Regions from separate parts of the Homo sapiens genome. Here region 2 is linked to region 1. Evidence: read pairs that join two places in POLR2A ChIA-PET (ENCODE). Cell type or tissue: PC-9. All regions are shown on one strand. Each heading gives the region's core, and the rest is flanking DNA. Links, peaks and the distances in the headings are about the cores only. Region 1 holds the start of APOC1 (apolipoprotein C1). Region 2 holds the start of PPP1R37 (protein phosphatase 1 regulatory subunit 37).

What was found. Peaks named below come from ENCODE experiments on the same cell type or tissue, not always from the same donor. Only the 100,000 strongest peaks of a DNase experiment are listed, where the experiment ranks them.
Region 2: POLR2A ChIA-PET joins it to region 1 with 30 read pairs; 7 of 35 experiments call an interaction of 5 or more read pairs at or near these places.

The regions. Positions count from the first base shown.
Region 1 is chr19:44,910,035-44,922,002 of GRCh38, forward strand. It overlaps APOC1 (apolipoprotein C1), which reads left to right and starts at 4,574. Exons shown (of 4, transcript NM_001645.5): 1 at 4,574-4,699; 2 at 4,838-4,915; 3 at 6,156-6,291; 4 at 9,139-9,312. The coding sequence starts at 4,858. The coding sequence ends at 9,196. RefSeq lists enhancers at 2,610-3,369, 4,128-4,887, 4,888-5,645 and a promoter at 3,587-4,713. In PC-9, for the core only: CTCF peaks have their summits at 1,370 and 1,569; DNase peaks (open chromatin) are centred at 1,357 and 5,137; H3K4me3 peaks cover 1,351 bases; H3K27ac peaks cover 495 bases.
Region 2 is chr19:45,091,926-45,103,893 of GRCh38, forward strand. It overlaps PPP1R37 (protein phosphatase 1 regulatory subunit 37), which reads left to right and starts at 1,254. Exons shown (of 13, transcript NM_019121.2): 1 at 1,254-1,602. The coding sequence starts at 1,401. RefSeq lists enhancers at 857-906, 5,623-6,211, 6,212-6,801, 7,980-8,567 and a silencer at 1,327-1,536. In PC-9, for the core only: no CTCF peak of the experiment used is centred there; a DNase peak (open chromatin) is centred at 6,546; H3K4me3 peaks cover 315 bases.

The DNA.
Region 1 (11,968 bases), core at 285-8,284:
GGCTCAAGCGATACTCCCACCTTGGCCTCCTGAGTAGCTGAGACTACTGGCTAGCACCACCACACCCAGCTTTTTATTATTATTTGTAGAGACAAGGTCTCAATATGTTGCCCAGGCTAGTCTCAAACCCCTGGGCTCAAGAGATCCTCCGCCATCGGCCTCCCAAAGTGCTGGGATTCCAGGCATGGGGCTCCGAGCCCGGCCTGCCCAACTTAATAATACTTGTTCCTCAGAGTTGCAACTCCAAATGACCTGAGATTGGTGCCTTTATTCTAAGCTATTTTCATTTTTTTTCTGCTGTCATTATTCTCCCCCTTCTCTCCTCCAGTCTTATCTGATATCTGCCTCCTTCCCACCCACCCTGCACCCCATCCCACCCCTCTGTCTCTCCCTGTTCTCCTCAGGAGACTCTGGCTTCCTGTTTTCCTCCACTTCTATCTTTTATCTCTCCCTCCTACGGTTTCTTTTCTTTCTCCCCGGCCTGCTTGTTTCTCCCCCAACCCCCTTCATCTGGATTTCTTCTTCTGCCATTCAGTTTGGTTTGAGCTCTCTGCTTCTCCGGTTCCCTCTGAGCTAGCTGTCCCTTCACCCACTGTGAACTGGGTTTCCCTGCCCAACCCTCATTCTCTTTCTTTCTTTCTTTTTTTTTTTTTTTTTTTTTTTTTTTTTTTGAGACAGAGTCTTGCTCTGTTGCCCAGCCTGGAGTGCAGTGGTGCAATCTTGGTTCACTGCAACCTCCACTTCCCAGATTCAAGCAATTCTCCTGCCTCAGCCTCCAGAGTAGCTGGGATTACAGGCGTGTCCCACCACACCCGACTAATTTTTGTATTTTTGGTAGAGACAAGGCTTCGGCATTGTTGGCCAGGCAGGTCTCGAACTCCTGACCTCAAGTAATCTGCCTGCCTCACCCTCCCAAAGTGCTGGGATTACAGGCATGAGCCACCTCACCCGGACCATCCCTCATTCTCCATCCTTTCCTCCAGTTGTGATGTCTACCCCTCATGTTTCCCAACAAGCCTACTGGGTGCTGAATCCAGGCTGGGAAGAGAAGGGAGCGGCTCTTCTGTCGGAGTCTGCACCAGGCCCATGCTGAGACGAGAGCTGGCGCTCAGAGAGGGGAAGCTTGGATGGAAGCCCAGGAGCCGCCGGCACTCTCTTCTCCTCCCACCCCCTCAGTTCTCAGAGACGGGGAGGAGGGTTCCCACCAACGGGGGACAGGCTGAGACTTGAGCTTGTATCTCCTGGGCCAGCTGCAACATCTGCTTGTCCCTCTGCCCATCTTGGCTCCTGCACACCCTGAACTTGGTGCTTTCCCTGGCACTGCTCTGATCACCCACGTGGAGGCAGCACCCCTCCCCTGGAGATGACTCACCAGGGCTGAGTGAGGAGGGGAAGGGTCAGTGTGCTCACAGGCAGGGGGCCTGGTCTGCTGGGCCTGCTGCTGATTCACCGTATGTCCAGGAGCTGGAGCAGCACCCTCTCAGAGCCTCAGTTTCCCCAGATGTCAATGAGAGAATCAGCATCAGCCACATCTCCCACCTGAAGAATCGAACCTTGAGTTCTCACCTTTAAGAATTTTTTTTTTTTTTTGAGACAGTGCCTTGCTCAGTCGACCACGCTGGAGTGCAGTAGCACGATCATCAATCACTGCAGCCTCCAACTCAAGCAACCCTCCTGCCTCAACCTCCTGAGTAGCTGGGGCCACAGGCACCCACCACCATGCCTGGCTAATTCTTTCTTTTTTGAGATGGAGTCTCACTCTGTCGCCCAGGCTGGAGTGCAGTGGCACCATCTTGGCTCACCGCAACCTCTGCCCCCCGGGTTCAAGCAATTCTCCTGCCTCAGCCTCCTGAGTAGCTAGAATTACAGGCGCACACCACCACACCAGGCTAATTTTTGTATTTTTAGTAGAAACGAGGTTTCACCACGGTGGTCAGGTTGGTCTCAAACTCCTGACATCAGGTGATCCACCCGCCTCGGCCTCCCAAAGCACTGGGATTACAGGAGTGAGCCACCATGCCTGGCCATATTTTAAACTTTTTTGTAGAGATGGGGTCTTACTATGTTGCCCAGGCTGATCTCAAACTCTTGGGCTCAAGCAGATCCTCCTGCCAAAGCTTCCCAAAGTAGTTGGATTACAGGTGTGAGCCACCACGCCCCACCAACCTATGAAGATGTCTAAGCAGACAGGGTGCCCTATCTCACCACATCCCCAGTCAGATCCAGAGGTGGGACAAGGATGGGAAGGAGGTTCCAGAACAAAGGCTGGCAGGGAGTCGTATGGGACAGGAGCTGACCCAGCAACCATCCACAGAGACATCCTGGAGCCTGGGAAGGAGAAGGACAAAGAGCCCCCTTTTTTAAATTTTTTTTATGTTTTTGAGACGGAGTCTCACTCTGTCACCCAAGCTGGAGTGCAGTGGCACAATCTTGGCTCACTGCAACCTCCACCTCATGGGTTCAAACGACTCTCCTGCCTCAGCCTCCTGAGTAGCTGGGACCACAGGTGCACACCACCATGCCTGGATAATTTTTGAATTTTTGGTAGAGACGGAGTTTCACCATGTTGGCCAGGCAGGTCTCGAACTCCTGACCTCAAGTGCTCCGCCCACCTTGGCCTCCCAAAGTTCTGGGAATACAGGCGTGAGCCACTGCAACCAGCCAGTAGCCCCCATCTTTGCCCCTCGCTGAGCCCTACTGGATGTTCTTGGTTATGCGACAGTTTCCCCATCTATTAAAGAGAAACCCCTATAGCAGAGGGGAGGATGAGGTTGGAAAAGCAGGAGCATTGTTATGCTATTCTTGTGGGGTCTGGGAAGCAGACATCTGGGTGGATGTTTGGGGGGTGCTGGGCTTAGTTGGGGAAGTAGGGGGGCCCCTGGGGCTGACAGGGACTGGAAGCTCTGAGCTGGCCAGAGGGATGTTGCAATCCTGCCAGGGTCTTGTCTATGCTGTCCTTTTCACAACCATCCCCCTACTGCCAGGCTGACACGTGGTTGCGGGGGCACAAGGCCAGCCAACCTAGAGTCTGAGGCTAGGCGGAGGACACCCTCCCCACCAGCTGCCAGGGTCACTGGCGGTCAAAGGCAGCTGGTGGGGAAGGCATTGGACTCCAGCCTTGGGGGACGGATGTAGTGATGGTGGGAAGCAGGCTTGGTGCCAGGAGGGGCGTCAGAGGGTGAATAAAAGCAGATAGAGTGTTTGGGGGAGGTAGCCAGCCAAAGGGGGTGAGGCCCGGTGGAAGGGAAGAAGGGACATACACGCAGAGCTTTGCAGCTGAGGGTTTTAATTTTTTGAGATGGGGTCTCTGTCCCACCAGGCTGGAGTGCAGTGGCACAATCACAGCTCACTGCAGCCTCGAACTCCTGGGCTCAAGCAATCTTCCTACCTCAGCCTCTTGAGTAGCTGGGACTACAGGCATGCGCCACCACGCTCGGCTAATTTTTGAACTTTTTTGTAGAGATGAGGTCTCCCTATATTGCCCAGGCTGGTCTCGAACTCCCAGGCTCAAGTGATCCTCCCTCTTCAGCTTCCCAAAGTGCTGGGATTACAGGCATGAGCCACCATGCCTGGCTAATGCAGGTGAGGTTTTTGCAGTGTCATCCAGCTAAGGCGACCCGTTCCCCTCCCAAAAAAGGGAGACTGAGAACCATGAAGTTAAGAGCCCAGAGAATATCACGGTGGTCTGGGGTGCTTCAAGGGCTGGTCTGGAATAAATTGGAGGTGGCACGCAGGGTAGGAGCGCCGGGCCAACTGGGAGACCCAGCAACATAAAGGAAAAGTTGTTGGGGCTGAGGAGGCTTGCTGAGAGAGGGGAAGTGAGGGAAAGAGGTGATCTAGGGACACGGTGTGAATGAGGGGGGGATGAGATCACAGGGTTATTACTGGGAGACCCCTGAGGGAAGATGGCCACAGGGACAGGACAAGGCTGTCTTCTTAAGGGAGGAGACCACCCCTCATATTGTCTTATGCCCAATTTCTGCCTCCAAAGAAAGAAAAAGTAAAAACTAAAAGGCAGAAATGAAATCCACAAGCAGACAGCCCGCGCCACACCCTGGGCCTGGTGGTTAAAGATTGACCCCTGACCTAATCCGTTAGGTTATCTATAGATTACAGACATTGTATAGAAAAGCACTGTGAAAATCCCTATTCTGTTTTGTTCCGATCTAATTACCGGTGCATGCAGCCCCCAGTCACGCATCCCCTGCTTGTTCAATCGATCACGACCCTCTCACGTGCACCCACTTAGAGTTGTGAGCCCTTAAAAGGAACAGGGATTGCTCACTCGGGGAGCTCGGCTCTTGAGACAGGAATCTTGCCCATTCCCCGAACGAATAAACCCCTTCCTTAACTCAGCGTCTGAGGAATTTTGTCTGCGGCTCCTCCTGCTACATTCTGAGTGGGGAAAGGGACTAAGGTGGTCTGAGGACCCCACAGAGTCAGGAAGATTGAGAGGTGAGAGTGCTGAACGGGGAGGGGCTTTGGGGCTAAGGGAAGTGCCCGGGACCCCACCTGACCCCAACGCTCACGGGACAGGGGCAGAGGAGAAAAACGTGGGTGGACAGAGGGAGGCAGGCGGTCAGGGGAAGGCTCAGGAGGAGGGAGATCAACATCAACCTGCCCCGCCCCCTCCCCAGCCTGATAAAGGTCCTGCGGGCAGGACAGGACCTCCCAACCAAGCCCTCCAGCAAGGATTCAGGTTGGTGCTGAGTGCCTGGGAGGGACACCCGCCTACACTCTGCAAGAAACTCAAAAAGGGAGATGAGGGGATCGTGGGAGGGAGGTAGGGAGGGAGGAGGGTGCCACTGATCCCCTGAACCCCTGCCTCTGCCTCCAGAGTGCCCCTCCGGCCTCGCCATGAGGCTCTTCCTGTCGCTCCCGGTCCTGGTGGTGGTTCTGTCGATCGTCTTGGAAGGTAAAAGTGGGATGGGAGAATTGCGGAGTTGGAGATTTGGAAGAGTGAAGGTGGCTACAGGCCTGGGGTCCCGGCTTAGAGGACCTCTGAGAGCTCCGGGGCCCCTTCTGGGTCGTGGTTGCCTCATCGTGGTCGGGTGGGTCTCCAGGTTCTCCCAGGCTCAGTCCCGCAGGCGCCAAATCTGCGCAGGAGAGCACTAGCAACCGATGACGTATTGAGGCCCACACCTCTGGGATTGGCTGTCCTGCTTCGACAGCCTTGAAAGTGGGTAAGCTGGGTGGGGGGCTCTGGGAGAGGTCAGTGCTGAGTAAGGCAATTCCCAGCAGCTTGAGCCCCACCAGGTCACTCCAGTATTCCTCCCCATTCTTTTTTTTTTTTTTTTTTTTTCTCTTGAGACGGAGTCTCGCTCTGTCGCCGAGGCTGGAGTGCAGTGGCGCGATCTCGGCTCACTGCAAGCTCCGCCTCCCTGGTTCACGCCATTCTCCTGCCTCAGCAGGACTACAGGCGCCCGCCACCGCGCCCGGCTAATTTTTTGTATTTTCAGTAGAGACAGGGTTTCACCGTGGTCTCGATCTCCTGACTTTGTGATCCGCCTGCCTCGACCTCCCAAAGTGCTGGGATTACAGGCGTGAGCCACCGCGTCCGGCCATTCCTCCCCATTCTAACCACATGATCCCCAAGGATCTCTATCCATCCCGGTATCCCAACCTAAGGGGGTTCCAATAACAAATTTTTGGCCGGGCAGGGTGGCTCATGCCTGTAATCCCAGCACTTTGGGAGGCCGAGGCGGGCAGATCACTTGAGGTCAGGAGTTCGAAACCAGCCTGGCCAACATGGTGAAACTTCGTCTCTACTAAAAATACAAAAAAATTAGCCAGGTGTGGAGGCACGCGCCTGTAGGCCCAGCTACTCGGGAGGCTGAGGCAGGAGAATCACTTGAACCCGGGAGGCGGAGGTTGCAGTGAGCCGAGATCATACCACTGCACTCCAGCCTGGCTGACACAGCAAGACTCCGTCTCAAAACAAAACAAAACAAAAATAGCTGGGTGTGGTGGTGCACACCTGTAATCCCAGCTACTTGGGAGGCTGAGGCAGGAGAACTGCTTGAACCCGGGAGGTGGTGGTTGCAGTAGGCCGAGATCATGCCACTGCACTCCAGCTTGGGCTACAGAGCAAGACTCCATCTCCAAAAAAAAAAAAAAAAAAACAAATTTTGAACCCCTGCCCATCTTCCTGGCAGGCCCAGCCCCAGCCCAGGGGACCCCAGACGTCTCCAGTGCCTTGGATAAGCTGAAGGAGTTTGGAAACACACTGGAGGACAAGGCTCGGGAACTCATCAGCCGCATCAAACAGAGTGAACTTTCTGCCAAGATGCGGTTAGAACCCTTCCCAGGGCACGGGAGAGCTGGGGTGTGTTTTTGGGTGGAGCCCTGGCAGATGGTCCAAGATGAACAGATTGAAAAAAAAACAAGTCCTGGAGAGGCTGACAACATCCCTCTGGTCACACAGCTAGATCTCAAGGTGCTCAGACTTCAAGGACAGTTTCCCTGACTCCCATCCAGGCCATATTTTAAAAGATGGTCTTGGGCTGGGCACGGTGGCTCATGCTTGCAATCCCAGCACTTAGGGAGGCCGAGGTGGGCTGATTGCCTGAGGTCAGGAGTTCGAGACCAGTCTGACCAACATGGTGAAACCTTGTCTCTACTAAAAATACAAAAAAATTAGGCAGGCATGGTGGCGTGCACCTGTAATCCCAGCTAGTCGGGAGGCTGAGGCAGGGGAATTGCTTGAACCAGGAAGGTGGGAGTTACAGTGAGCCAACATTGTGCCAGCCTGGGTGACAGAAGGAGACTCTGTCTCAAAAAAAAAAAAAAAAAAAAAAAAAACAAGATGGTCTTGCCCAGGTATGGTGGCTCACACCTGTAATTCCAGCACTATGGGAGGCTGAGATGGGAGGATTGCTTGAGCCCAGGAGTTCGAGACCAGCCTGACCAACATGGCGAGATCCTGTCTCCATTTAAAAAAAAAAAAAAAAAGATGGTTTTGTGAGGTAATGAAAATGAAGGCCCCAAGCTTGGCCAGACCTGGGTCCCCAGGCTGGAGTAGCACCCCTTCCTGTGTGATCTTGACAGAGGGGCATTACTGTGAGCCTCAGTTTCCTCTCCTATAAACTGGTGGTTCTACAGGGAAGTAAAGGAGCAGGCCTACAGGGTGTCTGGTACATGTAGATGCTCAGTATATCATGAAACCCACCCTTGCCCCCTTTGGCAAGTTAGAGAGTCATTCGTTCTTTCAAAAATATTTACTGAGCATCTGCTAAGTGCTGGAAACTGTTTCAATGTGGGGAATAAAACAGTGAAGAACGTGCCGAGCACGGTGGCTCACACCTGTAACCCCACCACTTTGGAAGGCCGAGGTGGGTGGATCACTTGAGGTCAGGAGTGCGAGAACCCCGTCCCTAATAGAAATGCAAAAAAAATTAGCTGGGCATGGTGGCCCATGCCTGTAGTCCCAGCTCCTTGGGAGGCTGAGGCGAGAGGATTGCTTGAGCCCAGGAGATCTAGGCTGCAGTGCGCCATGTTTGTGCCACTGCATTCCAGCCTGGGTAACAGAATGAGACCCTGTCTCAACAAAAAAAGAAAAGAAAAGAGAAGAAAAGAGAAAAGAAAGACAGGGAGGGAGGGAGGAAGGAAGGGAGGGAGGGAGGGAAAATAGAGCCAGGCATAAACTTAGAAAGATCGTTTGGAGGCCAGGCACAATGGCTCACACCTGTAATCCCAGCACTTTGGGAGGCCAAGGCAAGCAGATCACCTGAGGTCAGGAGTTCGAGACCAGCCTAACATGGAGAAACCCTGTCTCTACTAAAAATACAAAATTAGCCGGGCGTGGTGGTGCATTCCTGTAGTCCTAGCTACTCGGGAGCCTGAGGCAGGAGAATCACTTGAACCCGGGAGGCGGAGGTTGCAGTGAGCCGAGATCATGCCACTGCACTCCAGCCTGGGCGACAAGGCGAGACTCCATGCCAAAAAAGAAAAAAAACTCCTGGCGCGGTGGCTCACGCCAGTAATCCCAGCACTGTGGGAGGCTGAGCAGGCGGATCACGAGGTCAGGAGTTCGAGACTAGCCTGCTCAACATAATGAAACCCTCTCTGTACTAAAAATACAAAAATTAGCTGGGTGTGGTGGCAGGCACCTGTAGTCCCAGCTACTCGGGAGGCTGAGGCAGGAGAATGGCTTGAACCTGGGAGGCAGAGGTTGCAGTGAGCCGAGACAGTGCCATTGCACTCCAGTCCAGGTGACAGAGCGAAACTCCATCTCAAAAAAAAAAGGAAGGCATTGGTAGCAAGAGATGGCAGGCCTTGAAAGCCAGGCCAGGGTGAAGTGTTTCTTTTTTTTTTTTTTTTTTTTTTCTTTTTAAATTTTTTTTTTTGAGACGGAGTCTCGCTCTGTCACCCAGGCTGGATTGCAGTGGCCTGATCTCGGCTCACTGCAAGTTCCGCCTCCCGGGTTCATGCCATTCTCCTGCCTCACCCTCCCGAGTAGCTGGGACTACAGGCACCTGCCACCACGCCAGCTAATTTTTTGTATTCTTAGTAGAATGTAGAATTTACTTAGTAGAATTTTTTGTATTCTTAGCCAGCATGGTCTCGATCTCCTGACCTGGTGATCCACCCGCCTCGGCCTCCCAAAGTGCTGGGATTACAGGCGTGAGCCACGGCGCCCGGCCTTATTTTTTCTTTTTGAGATGTACCCAGACTGGAGTACAGTGGTGCGATCTCGGCTTACTGGAACCTCCACCTCCCGGGTTCAGGCAATTCTCCTGCCTCAGCCTCATGAGTACTTGGAACTACAGGTGTGTGACACCACACATGGTATTTTTTGTATTTTTAGTGAAGATGACATTTCACCATGTTGCCCAGGTTGGTCTCGAACTCCTGACCTCAAGTGATCAGCCTACCTCGGCCTCCCAAAGTGTTGGGATTACAGGCGTGAGCCAAATGCCCAGCCAAGGGTAAAGTGTTTAGACTTCAACGTGCTTTGGTCCATCTGGGAAACTGAGGCACAGAAGTTGGCCCACCCAGCCCAGCGGTCCTCCTAATCCCACAGACAGTGGGGATGGAGATTCTGCAAGGGGAAGAGGTGGGAGTCAGGTAGCAGGCAGAATTTGGACAGCCTGGGAGGTAGCTGCACACAGTGACCCCCTTCCTTATTCCTCCCCACAGGGAGTGGTTTTCAGAGACATTTCAGAAAGTGAAGGAGAAACTCAAGATTGACTCATGAGGACCTGAAGGGTGACATCCCAGGAGGGGCCTCTGAAATTTCCCACACCCCAGCGCCTGTGCTGAGGACTCCCTCCATGTGGCCCCAGGTGCCACCAATAAAAATCCTACAGAAAATTCTCTCCTGAGTGCTTCTTTACTCTGGGGAAGGGGCTGCGGGAGAGGGTAGGGGCTTCCAGAGAGGGCAGGGTCTGCAGGAGAGGGCAGGGGCTAAACCTTAGGTACTCCTCACAAGCCCTCCAATGCCCTATCTACTTGCCCTGTGCTGAGGATGTTTTAACTCCATGGTCTCAAAAGAGTCTTCCTAAGAACCCTGCAAACTGGGCCTTATTAATCCCATAAGGGCATTGAGGCCCAGAGAGGTGAAGTTACTTGTATAAGGTCACACAGCCAGGAAGTAGAGAACTGGAACTAGATTGAACCCTCAGCCTAGCAATGTCACTATGCTACACTTTTCCTAGTGTGGTCTACCCGAGATGAGGGGCTGAGGTTTTTTTTTGTTTTTGTTTCTGTTTTGAGGCAGACTCACTCTCTCCCCCAGGATGGAGTACAGTGGTGCGATCTCAGCTCACTGCAACCTCCACCTCCCAGGTTCAAGAGATTATCCTGCCTCAGCCTCCCAAGTAGCTGGGATTTACAGGTGTGCGCCACCACACCCAGCTAATTTTTGTATTTTTAGTAGAGACAGGGTTTCATCATGTTGGCCAGGCTGGTCTCCAACTCCTGGGCTTAAGCAATCCTCCTGCCTTGGCCTCCCAAAGTATTAGAATTACAGGCGTGAGCCACTGTGCCTGGCTCTTATGTAAAATTAAACCACATACACATGAGAAACAACCCTATGTAATTAAGATTTCTTTCTTTTTTTTTTTTTTTTTAAGAGATGGAGTCACCCAGGCTGGAGTGCAGTTGCACAATCTCCATTCACTGCAGCCTTGCAACCTCCACCACCTGAGTTCAAGGGATTCTCCTGCCTCAGCCTCCTGAGTAGCTGGGATTATAGGCATGTGCCACCACGCCCAGCTAATTTTTTTGTATTTTTAGTAGAGACGGAATTTCCCCATGTTGGCCAGGCTGGTCTCAAACTCCTGGCCTTAAATGATCCACCCGTCCTGGCCTCCCAAAGTGCTGGGATTACAGGTGTGAGCCACCGCACCCAGCTTAAGATTTCATAAGAAAAATATTTGTAAGCCACATATCTAATAACCGGTTAATATTCAGGCTGGGTGAAGTGGCTCATGCCTGTAATCCCAGCACTTTGGGAAGACAAGGCGGGCGGATTACCTGAAGTCAAAAGTTTGAGACCTGCCTGGCCAACATGGTGAAACCCTGTCTCTACTAAAAATACAAAAAAATTAGCCGGGTGGGGTGGCACATGCCTGTAATCCCAGCTGCTTGGGAGGCTGAGGCAAGAGAATCCCTTGAACCCAGGAGTCGAAGGTTGCAGTGAGCCAAGATGGCGCCACTGCCCTCCAGCCTGGGAGACAGAGTGGGACTCCATCTCAAAAAAAAAAAAAATTCAAAATGTATAATATACAATCCTAGTTGGGACATCAAACACTGCAGCCACTGTGGAAAACAGTATGGGGTTTCCTCAAAACATTAAAGATAGAACTCTCAAATGATCCTTCAATCCCACTTCTGGGTATTTATTCAAAAGAATTGAAATCAGGACCTTGAAGAGATACCTGCCCTCCCATGTTCACTGCAGGTCTGCTCAATACCCAAGATATGGAAACAACCTAAATGTTTATCAACAGATGAATGGGTCAAGGAAATGTGGTCTCTACATGTAATGGAATGTAACGCATCCTTAAAAAGGAAACCCTAAGGCCGGGCTCTGTGGCTCACACATGTTTTTTTTTTTAAATTTTATTTATTTATTTATTTATTTATTTATTTTTTATTGATCATTCTTGGGTGTTTCTCACAGAGGGGGATTTGGCAGGGTCATAGGACAATAGTGGAGGGAAGGTCAGCAGATAAACAAGTGAACAAAGGTCTCTGGTTTTCCTAGGCAGAGGACCCTGAGGCCTTCCGCAGTGTTTGTGTCCCTGGGTACTTGAGATTAGGGAGTGGTGACGACTCTTAACGAGCATGCTGCCTTCAAGCATCTGTTTAACAAAGCACATCTTGCACCACCCTTAATCCATTTAACCCTGAGTGGACACAGCACATGTTTCAGAGAGCACAGGGTTGGGGGTAAGATCACAGATCAACAGGATCCCAAGGCAGAAGAATTTTTCTTAGTATAGAACAAAATGAAAAGTCTCCCATGTCTACTTCTTTCTACACAGACACGGCAACCATCCGATTTCTCAATCTTTTCCCCAACTTTTCCCCCCTTTCTATTCCACAAAGCCGCGATTGTCATCCTGGCCGGTTCTCAATGAGCTGTTGGGCACACCTCCCAGACAGGGTGGTGGCCGGGCAGAGGGGCTCCTCACTTCCCAGTAGGGGCGGCCGGGCAGAGGCGCCCCTCACCTCCCGGACGGGGTGGCTGCCGGGCGGAGAGGCTCCTCACTTCTCAGACAGGGCGGTTGCCAGGCAGAGGGTCTCCTCACTTCTCAGACGGGGTGGCCGGGCAGAGACGCTCCTCACCTCCCAGACGGGGTCGCGGCCGGGCAGAGGCGCTCCTCACATCCCAGACGGGGCGGCGGGGCAGAGGCGCTCCCCACATCTCAGACGATGTGCGGCCGGGAAGAGGCGCTCCTCACTTCCTAGATGGGATGGCGGCCGGACGGAGACGCTCCTCACTTCCCAGACTGGGCAGCCA
Region 2 (11,968 bases), core at 2,572-10,571, 180 kb after region 1:
CATATTTATTTTAGCATTGTAATTTAAGTTGTATTTTATGCAACTCTACCCCGATACAGAGAGCTGTTGATGTAACTGCAGCGAGCAAATGGAGGACTAGAGACTAGCGAAGGGGCCGAGACTTCGTCTCCAGAGTATCCCTGTCAGCATCCATCAACTGCACTCATATATTGAATGCAGCTCCTATCCGCCTTTCTTTTCGACTTCTTCATGCCGTTACCACTCTTCATCAGTTAGTCTAGCCTCAATGTTTTCATTTATTTCCTTTGTTTTTTTTGGGGGGGGGGGAACGGAGTCTTGCTCTGTCGCCCAGGCTGGAGTGCAGTGGCACGATCTCGGCTCACTAAAAGCTCCGCCTCCCGGGTTCACACCATTCTCGTGCCTCAGGCTCCCGAGTAGCTGGGACTACAGGCGCCCGCCACCACGCCCGGCTAATTTTTTGTATTTTTAGTAGAGACGGGGTTTCACCGTGTTAGCCAGGATGGTCTCGATCTCCTAACCTCGTGATCCGCCCGTGTCGGCCTTCCAAAGTGCTGGGATTACAGGCGTGAGCCACCGCGCCCGGCCCATTTCTTTCCTTTCGTTGAGACAGGGTCTGGCTCTGTCTACCAGGTCGGAGTGCAGGGGCGCGATCATAGCTCAGTGCAGCCTCAACCTACCGGGCTCAAGCGATCTTCCCACCTCCCAAGTAGCTGGAACTACAGGCTCCTGTAACCAGACCCTGCTAATTTTTAAATTTTTTGTAAAGACGGGGCCTTGCTATGTTGCCCAGGCTGGTCTCGAACTCCTGGACTCAAGCGATCTTCCCGCCTCAGCCTTCCAAAGTGCTGGGATTATAGGCGTGTGCCGCCGCGCCCCGCCAGGTGTTTTCAGTTCTATGCACTCCATTCCCTGGGCTCTTGACGAATGTGCGGGAGCTGAATATTCGTTATTTGGACTCCGGCAGGAAGGCGTGGGCTCAGCTTCGCGCTTGCGCGCTGCTCTTGGAGACGGCGTCTACTTCGCCCCGCCCCTCATAGTCTGCAGTTCCGGCTCTGCAGATTCGCTGCTCACGTTTCTTTTTTCCGTGGCCCTTCCTGCCCTTTGTTTCTCTCTTCATGTCACCCGCGGGACAACTCTACGTGCAAGTCGCTGAAATCGATTTTCTGCTTCTTATAGTAAGCGGCGGGCTCGCCAGCCTCGAGCGAAAGTGTGACTGCGAACGGGCAGGCGCGCGCGGGGCTCGGCGGAGGCGCGCTTGGGCTCCCGGCGGCGACGACTACGACCACTAGGAGAGCGGACGGAGGCGGCGCCTGAAGCGGCGGCGGAGCCCATGCCCCGGGACGGCGGGCGGACCCGGAGAGACAAATCCGGGGCCCGGGGCATGTCCCCGGGGCCCCCGTGAGGAGGCGGCGGCGGCTATGGAGATCGCGCCGCAGGAGGCGCCGCCCGTGCCGGGCGCGGACGGCGACATTGAAGAGGCCCCAGCTGAGGCCGGGTCTCCCAGCCCCGCGTCGCCCCCCGCCGATGGGCGCCTCAAGGCTGCAGCCAAGCGCGTCACATTCCCGTCCGACGAGGATATCGTGTCTGGAGCAGTGGAGCCCAAAGACCCCTGGAGACATGGTAGCTACCGCGGGTGAAGCGGGGGCGGGCTCGAGAGGGACCCGGGAGTCGGGAGGGATCGGTGCAGGGCCCGGCTCGAGGTGGCGTTCAATAGATTGCACCTAATGGTGAATAAGGGGACAGTCGTCAGTTTAGAACCGTAGTCTGTTAGAAAGGGGGTGGCTATGGAGTTGGGAAGGTGAAAAGTATCTGGTTTCTGCCGCACCCCACCCACCCGAGACAAAGATGGTGATCGTTTTAGGGTTTAAAACGATGAGCAATTAAAGAAAGTTTGGTGTTTTGTCAGATGTAGAGTGTGGCAGCCTTTGCGTTCGTAGTTCCACCAGAGAAGGAGAGAAGGAGCAGTTGAGAGGAGGAGCGGGTCAACACTGGGCCTGAAAGGGCAGTTGAAAGAGTTTGATGGGTCTATGGGGGTAAAAAGAGGTTAAGTTGCTGGTCTGCAAGCCTTGGGGCAAGGAGTGGTCGTGTTGGCCACTTTCTTGGCTGGAAAGAGGGAGACTATAAACTTGGACTGTGGCTATAGAGGACTTGGTAAAAAGGAGTCAAGATAAGGTCCCAGAAGAGGAGCAGAGGTGGTGGTCAATTTGTGGTTGGGTGAGGGAGAAAGAGGCAGTGTGGTTTTTATGTTTTCTTTTTTATTGAGACAAGGTCTCACTACATTGCCCAGGCTGGTCTCGGACTTCTGGGTTCAAGCTGTCCTCCCTCCTTGGCCTCCCAGAGTGTTGGGATTACAGGTGTGAGCCACCGCCGCCTGCTGCAATGTGGTATTAAGAAGAAAAGCCAACGCCTACCGCCGCCTCCTCCTCCAAAAAAAAGAGAAGCAGAAGGAAGGCTGTCAGTCATTCAGGAGCAGAGGATGTTTGGGACATGGCTACGGAAGGGTCCTCTTGTTCCTTCCTGAGAAAGAATTGGGGGATGGCCGGGTGCATTGGCTCAGGCGTGTAATCCCAGCACTTTGGGAGGCCAAGGTGGGTGGATCACCTGAGGTCAGGAGTTTAAAACCAGCCTGGCCAACATGGGGAAACCCCGTCTCTACTAAAAATACAGAAATTGGCCGGGCATAGTGGTGCACACCTGTAATCCCATCTACTCAAGAGGCTGAGGCAGGGAGAATCGTTTGAACCCGGGAGGTGGAGGTTGCAGTGAGCTAAGATCACGACATTGTACTCCAGCCTGGGTGACAAGAGCAAAACTCCGGCTCAAAGAAAAAAAAAAAAAGAATTGGGGGATGTTATCAAGTCAGAAATTGGAGTTGCTGGCCAGTAGCAGGTGAGAGAGATGAAAAAGTTGGCTACTTGAAGTGTTGGGAGAGAGGGCCAGCGCACTGGAGAGGGTCAGGTCAGTGTTGGAGCTGAAAGGAGTGTGTTGGAGCCATAGGGCTGGGAAAGTGGAAAGTCGCTTGGGACATGCAGGGCAGTGTTGAGTCCATTTTGTGCTGGAGAAGTCTGTCAGTTCTCCTGGGGTGGAGCCCATGAAGTGAGGGATCAGACTGGCTGTGGTGGCCGTGGTTCTGTAGAAGCTGATCTGCCGGCCCTGGGCAAGGGGAGAAACTATTGCCAGTCTGTGGACAATGGAGGAATTGGTGGCTTTGATGTGAGGGTGGGAAACATGGTAACTGGAAACTGAACACACAGGGAGTCCATCATGAATGACAGTTTGGCTACTTATTATAATTTTTTAGACGGAGTCTCCCTCTGTCGCCCAGGCCAATTCTCCTGCCTCAGCCTCCTCAGTATCTGGGATTACAGGCACCTGTCATCACACCTGGCTAAAAATGTTTGTATTTTTAGTAGAGTTGGGGGTTTCACCATGTTGGCCAGGCTGGTCTCGAACTCCCGACCTCAGGTGATCTGCCCACTTAAGCCTTCCAAAGTGCTGGGATTACCGGCATGAGCCACCGTGCCCGGCTGGCTAGTTATTCTTAAAGAGGCAGTGGTTAAATTAAGACTTTTGGGCCGGACGCCATGGTTCATGCCTGCAACCCCAGCACTTTGTCAGGCCAAGGTGGGCAGATCACCTGAGCCCAGGAGTTCAAGACCAGCTTGGGCAACAAGGTGAAACCGCGTCTCTGCAAAATATACGAAAATTAGCCAGGTGTGGTGGTGCACGCCTGTAGTCCCAGCAACTCAGGAGGCTGAAGTGGGAGGATCATTTGAGCCCAGGAGGTCGATAGTGCAGTGAACTGTGATTGCGCCACTGAACTCCAGCTTGGGTGACAGAGACCCGGTCTTAAAAAAAAAAAAAAAAAAAAGAGTTTTGGCACTAGGAGCCAGCCAAGTCCTTGGGCTCTAGGCCCCAGGGATAGGTGGTTAGTTTGGGACCCGGGCACAGTCAGAATGCCCCCTGGCTATTGCGTGATATCCAGTCCAGAGCAGGAAGGGGAAAGACCTGGAGAGGCAGAGCAGGGTGTTTCAAGAGCAGAGGCTCCAGGTCAGATCCTTTGAGACCTCGGGCTGGTTACCTAACTCCTGAGCCTCAGTCTTCCCATCTGTGAAGTAGGTGGCAATACTCTTGCCACGGAATTTAGGAGAGGACTGGATGAAGTCACATATGGAAAGGAATTGGCCAGGGTGAGTGTTCTCGATGGCAGTCATTGTTATTAAGACAGTGTTGGTCATCTTGGGCTGGTGTGGAGGAGTTCATGCATGGGGTGGGGCCTGGATGTGGCTGCTTCAGAGGCTTCCAGGAGAGGGGAGAGATGGCAGTCAATGCGTGGGCCTGGAGTGAGGTGCGAGGGGGAAGATGGTCAGTTTGTGGGCTGAAGGGTCAGGGGTGAGGGCAGCAAGAGAGTCTGGCACAGATTGGGCTTTGGGGGGTAAAGTTTCTGGTCTGCAGATTCCCAGAACAGGTTTGGCTTTCATTCAGTAAGCCACTTTTCCTCTCCAAGCCTCTGTTTCTTTCTCTGCAAATGGAGGTGCTAATTTTTACCATGGGGTAGTTGTGAAGATGAAGTAAGATAGTCCTCATAAATTTCTGCCACATAAATAGCAGCTGTCATCCAGGCAGATTTGTTTTTTGTTTGTTTGTTTGTTTTCACGTGCAGTCTTGAAGAGGCAGTGAAAGAACTGGAGAGGCAGAAGGCTATCTGTCAAGAAAAGAGGGGCAGTTGGAGCCTGGCTGGGAGGAGTTTAGAGGAGGGGTGCCGGTTGGTCTGTCCTGGGTAAGGGGTAGAGTGGGTAACACTCTCCAGGCTGGGGGAGTCTCTCATTCCAGCGGTTGAGAGAGGGGCAGTAAGGTCTGGTTGGGACTCACACTCTCGAGGAGTCCGTGCGTCTGAGCTGCAGAGGTGATGACATGGACTGGACTGGAAGAATTGGTCCATCCTGTTTGGGAAGAGGGCTTGAGGAGTTGGCTTGGCAGTGAGGAGTTGGATGATCTTGGGCCTGGGCAGGGGAGGGGTCATTGGTGAAGTTGGTGAGTTTGGACAAAGGGATTTGCAGGACAGAAAACCCAAGGGCCTGGGAACAGCAAGGAGCAGGGGTTAGGCTCCATGCTGGGGAGGACGATGGAGTGGTTCACTGGCCATGGGGCTGTGGGAGGTGGAGGGTTCGCCAGGGTGAAGAGGAATCGTGGTACAGAAAGTGGGTCTAAGGGGAGGCCCAAGTGAGAGGCCCAGAGGGTCTGGGGCTGGAGGACTGCAGGGAGGGGTTGCTTGGTCTTGGAACAGAGGTAGGAGATTTGTTGGCATCAATCTCATAAGCTGTGGGGAGGGACAGGGGGTGTCATTTGAGCTGTGGATCTAGTGGAAGGGTGGCGTGACCCCAAGGCCAAGGGGTAACAGAAGAGCTGACAGGTCTGAAGGGGGGAGACTCAGTTATCCGGAAGCTGTTGTGCCGTGCTAGAGATGGAGCGCTGCCTAGGCCAGGGGATGGAGGAGCGCCCCTGGGTGAGGAGGAAGCAGCACTGGGGGCACCCCAGTGCAGGGGTCTCCTTCAGCAGAGCCTCACCCCTGGGGCTACAGTGGTGGCCCAGCTGGGTGGGAGCTGTGGGGGGTGTCTACCTGAGGGTGAGCGCTCCCTCAGGCCCTGCAGGGGCCCAGGGTTTGGGGATTCCTGGAGATGAGGTGATCTGGAGGAGGGGGATTGTGAGGGAGGGTCTCGAGCCTGCCCAGGCTTATCCGGATTCCCATCTCCCACAGTGGGGTTCCGCCTGCTGGGGCTGCTGTTTCCTCATTACGTGAATGGCCATCTGATGTTCTTCTGTTGTGTGCTTGTTTTCTTGGTGGTGGTCTCTCTCCCGCGCTGGAATGGGAGAGCAGAGGCCGAAGTCCATCCTCTTCTCCGCTTTCCTCAAGGACACTCAGTTGTTGAATGAGCGCCTGTGGGCCCGTGAGGCCTGGTGGTGTCTGAGAGCCACCTAGCAGAGTGACATGTAGCTGAATGTCAGGGGCCTGAGCAGCCTGGCGTGGGGATGCCAGTGGGGCAGCAGTGTGCTCTGTGGCCTCTGGCAAGCATGGGTTCTTGCAGAGCATTGTGTTTCCTCACCTGTGAAACAGGGCCAGTGATCCCTGCCCTGCAGACCACCAGGATGTCAGAGGATAGGGTGAACCTGCTGGGGGCAGGTCTCCTCAGCAAGCCACAGCCAGGTGTGTGTAGATGGGCAGGGAAGCTCGGGGAGGAGGCAGGCTGGGAATCGTGAGTGAAAGAGGCCGCTTCAGCACTGCCAGGCTGGGCACGTGGGTGCCCGTGGGGAGCGAGCTAGCCGGCTGCACTGCACCCCATCATGTTGTGGCAGACCCTTCAGCTCTTCTGAAGGCCAAGGCCAGACTTACACAAGGAACCCATCAGGCCAAACTGCAGGAATGACCTGAGGCTCGGCTGGTCTCCTCAGTCCCAGCTGAACTCTGTGGGGTTGGAAAGATAGGCATGTGAGAGGGACTTGTGATGAGAGCACATGACACCAGCCACAGTCCGGGAGACTCATCTCCCCTCCTCCAGTCCTGCCGGTGACTCACTCCCTGCTCCCTGACCATCAGTCCTCCAGTGTGTGTGCGTTGGGGGTTTGCCCACTAGGAAGCTACTTGCATGAAGTCAAGGTGTCTGCAGGGCAGGGTGAGGGGGCCCAAGCATGCTACCATCTCTGGCCACCTGAGCTTTGGAAGGCAGCGGGAGGGGTGGGGGCAGGGTGTTCTTAAATGCGGATCTTAGGGCATGGAAATGCCATACTGTTGGCTATTGAAACCCGTGCTGCAGATTCAGTCCTAAAAGCAGGCTGGACAGGTAGACATGCATCTGTCAGTGGTGGAAAGAGGCCCCAGGTTAGAGAATCGGCTTGCTTCAGCATTCGTGGTGGAGCTGCTGGGGAGTAGGGAACAGGGTCGAGGCGGGTGCTTTGATGCATCTGCTCAGATTTCCGTCTGGGCCCAGCTCCACCTCCTGCTGCTGGAGTTGGCAAGTAGACCCTGCCACTGAGCAGCCACGTGACTTTGGCGATTGTTCTCTCTGCCTCGATTTTTCTGTGTCTAAAATGCAGCAGTATGTCCTCATAGGGTGATTGGGAGGATTAAGTGAGATAACACAGTGCCTGATCCATAGTAAATGCCCAGCAAATGCCTCCCTTGTTATTCCTGTCATCACCACTCCTCTGCCCCCACCTATAGCCCTAACATTTTGTTTCTGTTTCCTGCCCGTGTTGTGTATTTGTACTCCTCTTTCCCCTATAGTGTCCCACGTCAGCGTCCCTGCTTTCCCTCAGAGGCCCACTCCTCCAGGCTGGGTGCCCCAGCAGTCCCTGACCTCCAGGCCTGACTCTGTCTCTGCCAAGCTGTGTGACCGTGGACAATTTGTCCAATCTCTCTGAGCTAAAACTAAATCAGCCTGTCTCAGCCCACTAGTAGAAGAGGCAGCAGGGGTACCAAGATTCCACACTGGCCATGTTAGTTCCAGCTTCTGCCTACTCTGGCTGATGACTTTGGACAAGTTGCAGCTCCTCCCTGAGCCTGAGTCTCCTCTGGAGCGGGGGCTCCACCACCCCAGCCCCCTGCCCTGTTGGAGCATGATCAGGTTAGTGGTGGTATTGTGCTGGTGCCTGTCCTCTGCCCTCCCAGGCCCTTTGCACACTGTGACTCGCCGCTCTCCGTGCCTGTACATGCAGTTGGGCCGCCTGATTCTTTGTGCCTGTGATTATCTGTGCTCGCATCTATTTCCCCCTTCAAGGGCAAAGACTGTGTATGAGTCACCTCTGTGACCCTAGTCTAGCACACAGGAGGGCTCGGGCACGGGACACATGTCCGAAGGACTGGGGTGTTTTCCTGGGATCAAACACCCCATGGTGGGATTTACAGGAAACTTTTTTTGTGGTAGTTAATCCAGTTGGTGCCAGGACGAGGACTCTTTCTCAGGGACCTACAGACAGGCTTTAGCACCCATTCTGACTCCCGGAAGAGCACGCGAAGCTGGCCCCCAGCTGGCACTCGGTAACCAGCCTTCAGTGCGTCAGCGGGAGTGCGTGTGCACTTGTTTCTGGGAGCGAGTACTGGGGCTCTGCGAACCTTCACAGGCATCCGACTCCAAGAGGATTAAGAACCGTGGGGCCAAATGCCCTGTGTTGGACGGACTGCAGCTGGAGCAGTCACTGAGCACGGAGGCCAGAAACCTGTTTTTACAAAAGCTCCCCAGGTGGTTCTGACAACCTCGCTTGGCTGTCTGTGTGCTTTGCTCCGCCATCCATCACTCAGTCCCAAGCCTGCCTTCAGACCTCAGTTCAGGGGTGGCTGGCATTGACCTCAAAGCCTTTTTTGGAGCAAATTAACAGGTGAGCATTGAAATACTGCAGAAATTCAAGCTGAGCCGGCCACCTGCTGCAGTAGGGCATGGGGGCAGGTGGGTTAAATTCTTGCCTTCTGGCTGACCTTAGTCATCACCAGTCATTGCCTTCCATGTGCCTGTACCAGGCACTGGTCTCAGTGCCTTTTGTGTATTATCGCATTTAGATATCACAGCCACCCCAGGAGGTAGGTGCCGTTTGCCCCAATTTGTAGATGAGGAAATGGAGCCCATAGAGGTAAAGTAATTTTCCTGAGGTCACACAGTGGGTAAGTGGTGGAGCTGGGATTCAAATCCAGGCAGCCAGCCTGGCGCCGAAGCCTGCGCAGTAATAACCCCTGTGCGGCGGCTGAGTGCTTGGACGCATTCGGTGCAACGTGCCATACGGTCTCTTCATCTATAACCCAGAATCGTTTATAAAATAGAGGCAACAGTGCTGGCTTTGCGGTGTTGTGGCAGGGAGGAGAAACAGAAACAGGTGGGGTAAGGGCCCAGCCTTGGTGGGCACGCAGGAGGGGGTCACTGTGGTTCGTGGACAGCTTGAGTCCCTGGAGATTTGTGCTGCTCCTCTGTCCTCAGCATTGCCTGCTGTTCTGACCCTTGGCCTCTGGGACGTGTTCTTCCTGTGCTACTCAGTGTCTGGTATGTGATAGGCGCTCAATATATTCTTGCTGCGTGAGTGACTTGGTGACCCCGTAACCAGTCATGCATTCAGCATGGTGTGGCCGTGCCACGTGTTACGAGTCAGGGCAGAAGACAGGCCCAGTCCATGCTTCTGTGGGGGTCACAGTCAAGTGAGGGAGACACACAGTAAAGAATTCTCAGCAAACCAGGCTTCTGAGGACTCAGATTAGGGAGGGTCCACAGGGTGTGCAGGAGGGCAGGGCAGAGGCAGCTTCCTAGAAAGGACGTCACCAAGGAAATCCAGCAGTAAGCCAGGTGAGGAGCAGTGGGAGGAGTGCACCAGGGGTGGAAGGCAGAGAGAACCAGCCTGGTATGTCTGAAGAACAGAAAAAAGCCAGACTTAGTTGAGGTAGAGGCAGGCTGGTCAGAGGTGAGGCTGGAGGAGGCAGGAGAGACTGCTGTGTGGGGCCTTATGGGCTGTGCTAGCAGGGAGCCCCAGAGGGCTTAAGAAGGGGCCTGGGCTGGGCATGGGGGGCTCACGCCTGTCATCCCAGCACTTCAGGAGCTCCAGGCGGGAAGATCACTTAAGCCCAGGAGTTTAAGACCAGCCTTGGCAACATGACGAGACCTTGTCTCTACAAAAAATACAAAAATCAGCCGGGCATGGTGGCATGTGCCTATAGTCCCAGCTACTCAGGAGGCTGAGGTGGAAGGATCACTTGAGTCCAGGAGGTCGAGGCTTTAGTGAGCTGTGATCACACCACTGCCCTCCAGCCTATGTGACAGAGTGAGACCCTGTCTCAAAAGAAAAAGGAGGGGCATGGTGGGTGTTTTTAACAGAATCCTGTGTGGAGGTGACATGAATAGGGTGAGACTGAGACAGGGAGGCCAGGGAGGGGCCGTGAGCCAGGAGCCCGGAGGCTGTAGGCTTGGCGTAGCCTCATATTGGCTGATAGCTGACACTTGACTTCATTGACTTCTTCATCAGATTCCTCTGAGTCCTCCCCTCCACCAGCAGGTTTGCCGATGCCACTGTTTCCCATAGCACCTCTGAGGTGACTGTTATTCCCCTTCCCTTCTCTCCTTGGATCTGAGTCCCTTCCCTCGTGCTCCCCCAGCCAGCGTGTCCTTGGCCTGCTTGGGACATCCTGCCCCTGCATGGGCTGTGGGAGGCGTGTGGGCTGTGAAGTCCGGTGACCTCTCCAGTGACTTCACCTCCACAGTCCCTTCAGGTCTCACAGTACCCAGATCCAGAAAACTCTACAGACCATCCCAAACCCCTCTGGTGGCTTAGCGCAATATCGGTGTCTGATCAGTCTTATAAAATCCAGAAAATTCTGATTCTAAAACACGTCTGGCCCAAGGGTTCCAGGAGGAGACTCTGGAGCCCGCAGCGGGCCTCGTTCCATGTTTGTGAAATGGCAGTAACCTGAGAGGCAGCACGGGAGCCCCCTGGGTGCCAGTCCCAGCTCTGCCCTTGGGCAAATCACCCAGCTTCTTTGCCTCAGTGTCCCCATTTGTATGGGGATTGAGGATTAAATTAGCCTCTACTTGGAAAGCAGCTGGAACAGTAGCTGGCTGTTGCAGGCGCTCATGAGGACATGGGAAAGTTGAGTGAGGTGGTCACTGCCTTGAACTTGACTGGTTCCTGCCTCCCCCGGCTGTAAGGGTTAGGCAGGTGGGGCTAGATGACCAGCGGGTAGGATCATCTGCCTGAGTGTGATTTCGGCTCCTCCACACTTGGGCTGTGTGGCCTTGGGCAAGTCCCTTGACCTCCCTGGACCACTTTCCCCATTTGTGAAGCCATTTTGCCAGATGAGGACTCTCTCAAAGTTTTTAGACTCTCTGGGAAGACCAGAGAGCCAGGCCTGGGGCCCACGCCAGCAGGAGCACACCCTGCATCAAGTGTGGAGCTGATGCCGCTCCTGTTACATAGCCGCCACAGCACCTCCAGGGCTGAGCCCACGTCAGGCTCCTGGGCTGGAGCCACACAGGAGGCTGGGGTCTGCTGTTTCAGCTAAGAGGAGGTGGGAGATGTGGAGGGGCTTCCCTAATTGCAAGAAGGTGGTTCAGAGGCTGGGTGCCAAAAGGAATTCGAGAGATCCGTCATGCTTGGCTATGTTTCGTACATTAAGTAGGAAGGTCCATGAAGGCAGGACCCATCTTTGTCTTGGCTCACCTGTGTCCCCAGCACCCTCCATGGTGCCTGGCCCTCCGCAGGGTCTCACACTGGATGAATTGGTGGTGGATGGAGGTACACAGTAGGCACTCAGAAGTTGTTCTCACCCCTTCCCTTCCTCTAGGCAGCTGGTACTGAGCGGTTGCCTCAAGGTGGGGGTGGAGGTTTGGAAGTGTCTGCTGACATCCGCACAGCTCATGTGACTTGCCCAGCGCCCATCTCACTTCGCAGCGGAAGCCTGGGTCGGGAGCCCTGCAGTCGGATGCTCCCCTCAGGGCTGGTTGGGTTCCAGCTGGGAATGTGTTCCCTGGTTAGGTGGGCGGGCTCCTCTAGCAAGCTGGCGCTTGGGACCCGCCGGGGTCGGACTCGTGTGCCACCTTCACACCCACCCCTCCCTCTCTCCACGGTCTCCGAGGCTCTCACCAGCTGCTGTCAGCGATGTAGTGGAGAACTGCTCGCGTCCTGTGCAGTCTTCCCTTTTGCAAAGCAAAGCACTGTCACAGCTGAACTCGCTTGGTTCCCCAGGACAACAGGGAGGGAGGGTGGGAGAGTGGGGCTGCCAAAAGGTGAAAGCGAGCCGCAGGGAAGTGACTCTCTGCAGGGGTCATGCCTCCTGGTGGTGGTGATGGAGGTGATGGTACTCAAAGCTCCCATTTATGGAGCGCTTAACAGGGCTAAGCTCTTTACATGCATCGTTAATCTTGGAGGAGGAAACAGGCTCACAGAGGTGCCAAGGCCACACAGGTAGTAGAGGAGGAGCTGAGTTATAGCCCGGCAGCTTGAATGGTTCTGATCCTCT